2 separate regions of the Homo sapiens genome follow, and region 2 is linked to region 1. A link is a loop called in an ENCODE intact Hi-C map of the cell type or tissue named here. Cell type or tissue: endothelial cell of umbilical vein. All regions are shown on one strand.

Region 1 (5,000 bases):
GTATTTTTAGTAGAGACAGGGTTTCACCATGTTGGCCAGGCTGGTCTCAAACTCCTGACCTTGTGATCCGCTCACCTCGGCCTCCTAAAATGCTGGGATTACAGGGGAGAGCCACCATGCCCAGCCTTGATTATACAGCTCTTAAGTAGTGATGGTCATAGGTGAGCAGGGAGTCTGGCTCACGGGATAAAGTTATTAACCACGAAGCTCAGAGCCTCTCTAATAAATGTTAGCTATTATTATTATCATTCCTAACTATTCTAGAGAACCCTAGGACCCGAGAATGTAACAGCTATTCAGTTCTTTAGTCATATTAATTTGGGAATACTCAAAATGTCTCAGCATATTAAAGCATTTGAGAAGTCAGATAGTAAAGACATCATTTATTTTTTTTAAGTAGACTTTTTACTTTAGAATGCTTTTAGATTTACATAAGAATTGCAATGACGGTAGAGAGAATTCTCATGTATGCTGTGCCCATTTTCCCCAGCTGTCAAGATCTTACGTTAGTATGATCTTAGTCTGATCTTAGTATGATCCTTAGTTTGTCAAAACTAATGAACCAATATTAATACATTACAGTTGACCCTTGAACAATGGGTTTGAACTGCATGGGTTTACTTACACCTGCATTTTTTTCAGCCAAAGGCGGATCAAAAATACGCATGTGTGAGATGAAAAGCCCTCATACAGGGCGGGCTGACCTTTTCGTCTATGTGGTTCCTCAGGGTTGACTGCAGGACTTGAGGATTTTGGTCAATGCAGGGGTCCTGAAACCAATTCTCTGCATATACCAAGGAACCACTGTATTATTAGCTAAACTCCACACTTTATTCAGATTTCTTCAGTTTTTTCATAATATTTTCAGGCTTCCCTGCACAATACCACGTTGCATTTGGTCATCATGTCTCTATAGGGTCTTTTTGCTTGGAACAATTTCTCAGACTTTTCTTATGTTTGTTAACCATGAATGTTTTAAGAAGTGCTGGTTAGGTATTTGGCAGAATGTCCCTCCCTTTGGGCGTGTCTGCTGTTCTTCTCATGATTAGACAGGGGTGATGGGTTTTGGGGACAAAGACTACCAAAGTACAGTGCCATTCTCATCACATCCTATGAAAGGCACATGTTACCAACATGGCTTATTAGTGACGATGTTAAGCTTGATCACCTGGCTGACTTAGTATTTGTCAGGTTTCTCCACCACATGATTACTCTTTTTTCATGTTTCCTTACCATACTCTTTGGAAGGAAGTCACTAAGCCCAAGCCCAAGCTTAAGGGGTAGGGAGGCTCCATCTCCTTGCAAGGGGGGTGTCTACATAAATCACTTGTGATTCTTCTGCATGGGAAATGTGTCTCATCTCTTCCATTTATTTATTCAACCATGTATGTATATCAGCATGGATTCATGGATGTCAGTATTGTACATTGAGTTATAATCCAGTACTATGTTATTTATCTTGTTATTCAAATTTTTCCACTTTTGGTCACTCATTGCTACTGAGGTGTTGTTGCTTTCAGACTCTCTCAGCAGTGAGAGTTTAGAAACATATGTGTGTATACTAATGCCATTTAATGTTTTGTTTTGTTTTGTTTGAGACAGAGTGCTCACTTTGTTGCCCAGGCTGGAGTGCAGGGGCACGATCTTGGCTCACTGCAACCTTCGTCTTCTTGGCCCAAGGAATCCTCCCACCTTAACCTCCCCAGTAGCTAGGACCACACGACACCACCATGACGGGCTAATTTTTTTTTTGTAGAGATGGGATTTCACCATGTTGCCCAGACTGGTCTCACACTCCTGGACTCAAGAGATCTGCCCACCTCAGCCTCCCAAAGTGCTGGGATTATAGGCGTGAACCACCGCGCCGGCTCATTTAATGTTTATAAGCAAATGTTTCCCAAATTTCTTTGACTTCGGGGACCTCCTTCCCTCTCAGTACCCCAAACATTGGTTAACACACCTCAGAAGGTTAATATTCCATGGGATCCAATTTGCTAAGTGGGACTATAGCAATAGCATTTGTCTATCTCAATTTTAACAATAGAAAGTATTAGTAACAGTAGCTACAATTATAATAGGTACCGTTTAGCGACTATCTATTATGTACTGGTCCTACAGGTTAAGGTGGTGGGGGAGACTCCTGAGTCCTCATTCTCAAGGGATTCGGAGTCTAGTGAAAGACAAACAAATTACAGATCAGTGTCATAAGTGATTTGCTGGAGATAAAGGCCTCCATTCATGGTATTGTTCATGCCTGAATAACTGCCTGTCTTTCTGCCTTCCTCTTTCCTCTCTCTGGTGCATTACCCAAGGTGAGCTAGAGTGAACCACCTCAAATGCTGTTAAGGAAGTATCTCTCTCCTTTGGAAACCCTTCAAGGGTTTCCTGTTGACCTCAAGATAAAGCCCAGCAGGACTAGGACTAGAGGGAGACCAGCAAGACACCTCAGGACAAATGTTAGGAAGGGCTTGCTCAGATGCAACCTTGCACTTGCACGTTCCTGGCAGTGAGCGCATCCTTAGATTGTGCCCAGATTTCTTTTGGTGACTTACAAGGCCTTTTATGATTGGGTCTCTGTAATATGGACTCTTTAACTGCCGTCTCCACCACAGGCTCTCTTTCTGCAGCCACATCTGACATGCTTCTCTTCCCCAGGCTCTCTCTTCACAGCAAGGTCCAGGTGTTTCTGGAAGAATCTTCTCCTCTTCATCTGACCAATTCCTACTCTTTCTGCCAGTCTTGGGTAAAGGTTATGTGCTCCGGGAAGATTTCCCTGTCCTCAACTCAGGCTCTCCATCGAGATCCTATTTTCAAGCATGTCTTCCCCGCTCCTAGCGCCCTCTACTGGCCTAGAGAGGCACTGATTCTATTGATTGTCTACTAGGTTGTGTCTTTCCTGCCTGGATTTTCGCTCACTGTTTAATTTCCACTGCCTGGCACGTGGCCATGAGTGCTCAATACTGTCAGGTTGAGTAAATGAACACATGATTGTATGTGGGAATGAACTCAGACTGAACATCAGGAAAGGCTTCCAGGAGCAGGTGATGCTTAAGTTAAATCAAAAAGGAAAGATGAAGCTTCAGTAAGGCTGAGAACTTTAATAATAGGTTGAACCCCATCCAAAATTGTCATTTATGTAAACAACAAATGGTTGAGTGTTCATAAGCATCAACCTAATAATAGGTAACATCATTGAATATTTAGTGTGTTATGCTCTTTAAATGTATCAATTTATTATTGATGCTATTAACCCCATGGGATAAATACTTCTATTATTTACATTTGAAAAATGAAGAGATTGAGGTACAGAGAAGGTGAGTAACAGACCCAAAGTCACACAGCTCAATAACAAAGCCAGAGCTCCAGCCTAGGTCATCCACTCTGGAACTCAGAACCCTTGGCCTGCATCATGAAAGCAAGGACAGGGAAGGTATAAGAAGATGAGACGTGCATTTTTCATAGAGATCTGTTGCACAGATTGAAGGTACAGTGATAGCTGAGGAGGAGCTGCAGTCATCTTGAGGTGGTCATCCTAATATCATTACATGGTTTCTTTTAGCCACCTGTTCCCTTAGCCAAGATACCCCCTGACTTCCACCTCCTGTCAACTAAGGCACCTTCAGGATATAGAATATAGCCTGGCATTTTAGGGGGTGTAAACCAAATCATCTCAGCTCTGCCCCAGGGTGTCAGCCCCATGCTGCCTAACCCATATATTTGAGCTGCTTGTTGTGGGCTTTAAGGTCGTTAGTAAGCTCCAAGAAGGCCCTGTTTTGATAAGAGAGAGCAGTGCTGTCCCCTTTGGGCACGGCCCTTCCCCTGGAAGGATGCAAACAGATTTTGAATATGTAATACTAACTGAAAGAGGCAGTATGGCTTAATGACCTTTAGCTGGTAAATCTAAGACATTACCGAGAGGGGTAGGAAAGGAGCTGCAGGTCCCAGATAAGTGCTTTAATTGCACCAATAACCCCATGTAGTTTTCCAAGGCCTCAGTTTCAATATCTGTAAAATGGGGATAGAGCCTGCCTGTCTCATTACATTCTGGTCCCTCTTAACTTTCATGTTCACTTATGGTTCTTACCACATCATGGTTCAGATTGATGTTCTATACAGCTGTGCTCCAAATACATTTTGGGTTTTATATTTCCTACCCCAGTGGAGTGACTTAGACTGCAGGGAGAGGTTACAAAGAGGAATCATTAAAAAGCCCTTAGTAATAATTGGTGAAATATTTACATGACAGATTTAGATTTATTCAGGTGATTTTATTCCTGAACAAAACACTGCTTTTTGTATGTATAAATGGCTGCTTAAAAGACAAAAACCCTTTAACATGAGAAAAAACACATCTTGGGTAAAGACCTGCACGATTAAAAATAAGAAGCTTCAAATGGCAACCTGGGAGCTGATGGTTTGACGGTTTGGGCTTCAGATGGAATTCCACCTATGGAACCCTCCAAACCTTTAAGTATAATTAAGCACAAAATACCACCTGAAGGAACACTGGAGATTAGACATAAACCCACAGAAGCCAGAAAATTCAGGTCACCAGCCTCATTCTGCCCTGGTTAGAGGGTGCTTTGATGCTGTTCTCTCCCTGGGGGTCAGGAGCTGCATATAATCTCCTAAACGATAAGGACCAAAAAAAGGGCACAAAAGCTTGAATTAAAGGCAACGCGTATACCAATTTTCAGCTGCTTCCCTTTTGTCAGCTGAAGGAAGCCTATAGATTCTATTTAGCACACTTAGAAATGAAGTTTCCTGATTTGGAAAATCAAACGTTTAAGCTGTACAAAGAAAATAGCCACCTTCAACCTCTACTTATATAACCTGAAATCCTGTACAATATACTCCAACCAAGGGGGTCCATTTCTTTGGGGCCCTGCTCCTTTTCTTTTGGGTTTGAAGAGGGCTTGGGATTGTTGAACTTGCTCAACATCACACAGCAAGAATGGAGCAGAGCTGGGATTTGAACCCCCAAATTGATGTTTATTTCT
Region 2 (5,000 bases), 63 kb before region 1:
AATCAGCGAGATAGAGACCTGTGGGTTTAACACAGAGATAACCTGAGAAGATTGCACATCTGCTCTGATACAGGACCACTTTGTGGGTGTGTGTGTATGTGTGTGTGTCTGTGTGACAGTGGTGCTCCTTTTACCTGAAAGATCAAAGTTTCTGAATTATTAGGCTGAAAATGCATTTATGGTGCATTTCTTAAAGGTCTCATTAGTATTTAAATGGTACAGGAAAGTGCAGATAAATTGCGCATTATGAAAAGAGCCAGTGGGACTGGCAGGTAACATTATTTCCCTGGCTACCCAAATCCATCCGTCTTCTTCCATGTTTGTCTCAGCAGAAATCCATAGTTAGGAAGATACTCTTTTGGCCAGGTTAGGGCTGCACTTTGAGTGCATTTTCCCATGTTTGAAATAAAGCCAGGGCCATGTTGCTGGGTAGTTTTGGGTCTTTGAATTCTATCTCCATGACTGGCATGGTTTTCTGAGAGGTTTTCTCATCTGTCCAACAGGAGTAATAATAGTACTTGTCTCTAAATTGGAGAAGATTAACGACTTGAAAAAATTCACATTAAGCGTTTTGCATAGTGCCTGACAAATTTTAAACGTTCAATATATGTCACTTTTTATAATTATCTGTATCACTGCTGTTATTTCATTACGAAATGTGTCTGGCACATAGCAGATTGTCAATGAACATTGCTTCTTTTTCTTTTCAGTAACCCCTCTGGTACTGTGATTGTGTGGCCCTTGAAAAGTCATCTTCCTCTTTGGGCATCCTATTTACAATAAAACAAAGATGGCCCCTCCCAGCTTTACAAGTTCTCTGTACTGAGTCTCTGAGTCAATGATTCTGGTCACACCACAGTTAAAGAATCCGAAAGCATAGTTGTAGGGAAAAGTAATGCACACCTAATGAGGATGCAAAGAGCAGGTCTCAAGATGCTGATTTGGTTGTGAAGGTTTGCTCCTATAATCCAATAGATGTAATTAGGAGGGGAAAACAGAAATGGGGTATTGTAGCAGCTTCAGTATTGCCATACTGTTATGGCTTTCAAAATGCGGTTTAATAGCTAGTCAAATGGCTCTTATTAAGGTGCACGTGATTGAAACACCAGGGCATACCACCAGCCTTGATGGTGATGGGGGCCTAGCTCTGTATATTCACTACTTACAGAATTCAGCTGAACACAAGTTAAAGCAGCAAAATGATTCAAGGACAAGTCATTTTTCTTTTTCTTTTTTTGGAACGTAGTCAGAGATCTGGAGTAGGACTCCCAGGGATCAGAGTAAGCATTCATGACTTATTGGTAGTGTGATTATACCACGTTTCTTAGCTCAGTTTCCTTATCTGTAAAATGGGAATATTAACTGTTGTGGAGTGGTGGTAGTGCTTTAACAAAATGAAGCATAGTATAGTGCCTGGCACTTAGTAATCTCAAGAAATGTCATTTTGTTGTCATTTGTTTTTTAAAAATGTAGCAGTTGAGCAAAGTTCTATCTGAAGACTCTTTATTTTAAAAAAGTCTTAATTTGAAGCATGGAGAGTTGGCTGATCATGTGTCAATTAGCAAAATATTTTAATGGATATTAATTTTTTAAAAGATATCGTAAAGAACTTGGGCAACGATACGGAAAGAATTGTGTATTGACGCAGTTTGTATAGTTCAATAAATATTGTATCAGGTCCAGGATGGAAAAAGGATGTTGCCGAAATAATTGTGATGTGATAGTTTAAAAAAATAAATCCAACAATAGGCCAGTGTACTGGCCAGCAGGAAGCTCCAACAATACCCCCACCTTTTTCCTGTACCTTACCCGGAGTTCCTTCAGGCGACACAGATAACCGATGGGTGATAAAGTCGAGGACCGGGTCTGGTGCCAGCTGAAAATAGAAGAATTAGTGTCAAACTGTTATCTGATCAGAAAATGGACTTAGCAAACACCCTTCCCAAGCAGCGTTTAAGAAAAGTTTGTTGTGGGGGAAAAGTCTTCTTTTCACCTGAACGGTCCCTCTTAGTCACAGTGACTCACTGAGACCCAGTTCTCTGGAAGCCCAACCACTGGCTCGTCTAGTTGCAGGGGGAATTCTTGCATCATGCATGAAGCCCTCCTTGGAGCAATAATGTAAACAGGAATTCCTTGCATTTATAAAGCGCTCTATGCTTTCACCATGCCTGCCCATTCTTTATTCTACTTAGCTCTAGGAGCAACTCCTTGCTTTGAGTATTATTGGCACAGCTGTGAACCTGGGAAGTGACTCATCCTTTCTATGCCTCAGTTTCCTCATCTGTAAAGTGGGGAATAATGATCTTATCTATCTCACTGGGTTGTTACTAGAATTGTGTGAGATAACGCAGGCAAAGAATTTAGCAATATAGCAGGCATTACTTGCTGTATTTTAATAATCAAATAATCAGTAATTATTATTAATATCAATCTTGTGAGGGACAGTATTATTGCCATTTTAGAAGTGAGGAAACTGAGGCTCATTCAGTCAATATATTTATTGAACAACCAAGTCCCAGGCATTATTTTAGGTTGGGCTGAGGGGAGGGAGGGAGGGACGGTAAACAAATAAACATGAACACAAGATGTACTGCGTTCTGGTATGTGATATGAAGAGCCTAACACTGAGTAAGGGAAAAGAGAGTAAAGAAGTTGGGTCGGGAGGTTTGCTTGTTTAGACAGGGTAGTCAGAGAAAGCCTCACTGCTGAGGGTACCTTTGAGCAGAGACCTTCATAAAGTGAGAGAATGAGGCTTGCCAACATTTCGAGGAAGAGCATCCAGGCAAAGGGAAGAGCCACTGCCAAGGCCATGCAGCAGGAGGGTCTCAGCGTGTCATGGGAAATGGCAAAGACCTCTTTGTGCTCGGAGCAGAGTGAGCCAGGGCAGTCCGGGGACAGGAGGTTGGATTAAAGGAAGCCAGGCTTTGAAGGCTGTGGTGAACACTTGTGATTTTGTCCAGTGGGAAGCCACAGGAGGCTTCTGAGTTGAGCTTTTGATCTGAATTAAACTTTGTGTAATGCTCACCCTGGATGCTATGAAGATCATGTATGGTAGGTAGGCAAGAATGGAAGCAGGGCTATCCGTCTGGAGACTTTTTCAGTTCAGACTAGCAAGGATGGTGGCTTGGATGTGAGTAGTAGAAGTGGAGGTGGTAGAGATGGCCACAGACAGTGAGGAATAAAAAGGGCACGTAAGATTCCATTCATTCCCAATCCTTGAGGAACTATTGGTCTACCAAGGGACAGAGACATGTCAAAGAAACAAAGGGCTTCCCTCGACCTGCCCCTGCTGCCACCTGACAACATATTATCATTGAGGACATAAACTCCATGGGTATTCCATAAGCTCCAGAGAGAATGTTCTATGAGAATTAGTAACGGGGTCATGATGGGCTTGCATGGTCAACAAAAGCTCTAAGAAGAAAGTGGGACTTCAAGTCTACTTCAGAAAATTTGAATAGCAAGAAATAAAGGCAGGAAACTACTTAATTTTGAGGAATCTGTATAAGGAAAGACACAAACCAGATCAAATATAATATTTAATGTCTCTGAACATTTAGGTTACTTCTATAATTTTGCTGTACAAAATAATGCTACAATGACATGCATTAGCTGTATAACTTTGGACAAGTGACTTAACCACGCTGGACTCAATTTCTTCCTCTATAAAATAAAGAAACCAATAGTATTTATCTCATAGGGCTGTTGTGAGGATTAAATTGGTAGTAATGATTAGAACGGTGCCCAAAGTCTATTAAACATTATATAGGTGTGAGCATTTCTTTAGAGTAAGTACTTAAGGGTAGAATTACAGAGTTACAGAACATACACATTTTAAATATAAATAAAGTTTTATTGTAACACAGCTATGCCCATCCATTTACATACCCTCTATGGATGCTATTGTGTTGCAGTGGCAGAGTTGAGTAGTTAAAACTTTGACCTGCAAAATCAAAGATATTGATATTTACCGCGTGGTTTTTGTTGAAAAAGTTGGCTAACCTCTGTAATGGACACAGCTTGATTGTACTTAAAAGTGACTTTACCGATTTACATTCCCTTTAGGATTCAGAGTATGAGAATATCCACTTCTGTCTACTCTTGCTAACACTTGATATTATTAATTTTGAAAATTTTAGTCAAGCTGATGAATATAAAATGTTATCTAAATTTAACTTCCATTTCCCTGACCAGGAATATCAAAGATTTTGATCTCAAGCTCATCTGACACTCTTTAAAAATTTTGAGCACTCCAAAGTTTTGTTTCGGCATTGTTTCAAAGGTTTGCAAGTCTCTTTAATATTTGTTTAATAAAGGGTGGATGGATTTTCATATTAGTTTCTGCATTCACTCCGCTGATTTGTTTCGTTTGAAGAAAATTGGCCTCACATAGATTTGGGATTGGAAAAGAAAGGAATACTCTGGAAATCTCTTGAGATAAATATAAATATTCTTTGTTGCTACATCCAAACTCTGTAAGTGGTATTTTCTTAAGTGTTAGCTTTAGTGTGGAATCTGAAACCATAGCAGTGGACTTTTCATGCTCTGTAATATTAAAATCCATTAGTCCATCTTGCACTTTGAATGGATATTTTACCCACTCATGAATTTATAATAACATGCATTGGTTATTTGGAAAATATTAGTTCACTTAGTTTTGCGTATCTTCCAAATTTGACACATTTCATTATGCAACAACAATAAAAAAATCACACTCATTAATATCATCATCAGTCTCATCAGAAAAGGCTTTAAGTGTTAAGAAGCTGTCACACTCACATAGGCAGATATAACTTTCCTAACCTTTATTTTTTTCAAGAAAGCTCAAAGTTTGTCATTGACAATAAATACTGTGAATTGTCTTCCTCGATGTGATTGGCTCACTTTGTTCATTTTTGAGAAAATATCTGCCAAATATACATCTGAATAACTATAATTTGTGAGTTGCTTTTCAACTAAAATGGTATTGCACAAAATAAGCCATTAGTTGAGCTTGCAAC

Evidence for each region. A loop is a pair of places that touch in the nucleus more often than their neighbours do. Peaks named below come from ENCODE experiments on the same cell type or tissue, not always from the same donor. Only the 100,000 strongest peaks of a DNase experiment are listed, where the experiment ranks them.
Region 2: a loop joins it to region 1, with 5 times the contacts of the local background. A loop is called at or near these places in 2 of 110 quality-filtered maps.

The regions. Positions count from the first base shown.
Region 1 is chr4:16,792,881-16,797,880 of GRCh38, reverse strand. The region is part of intron 1 of LDB2 (LIM domain binding 2); the gene reads left to right. Among named protein-coding and RNA genes, the nearest start is that of LDB2, 100 kb to the left of the region's middle. In endothelial cell of umbilical vein, a CTCF peak has its summit at 2,830 (motif pointing left); a DNase peak (open chromatin) is centred at 2,850.
Region 2 is chr4:16,855,465-16,860,464 of GRCh38, reverse strand. All of the region lies in intron 1 of LDB2 (LIM domain binding 2), which reads left to right. Among named protein-coding and RNA genes, the nearest start is that of LDB2, 41 kb to the left of the region's middle. In endothelial cell of umbilical vein, no CTCF peak of the experiment used is centred here; DNase peaks (open chromatin) are centred at 1,244 and 1,944; H3K27ac peaks cover 3,398 bases.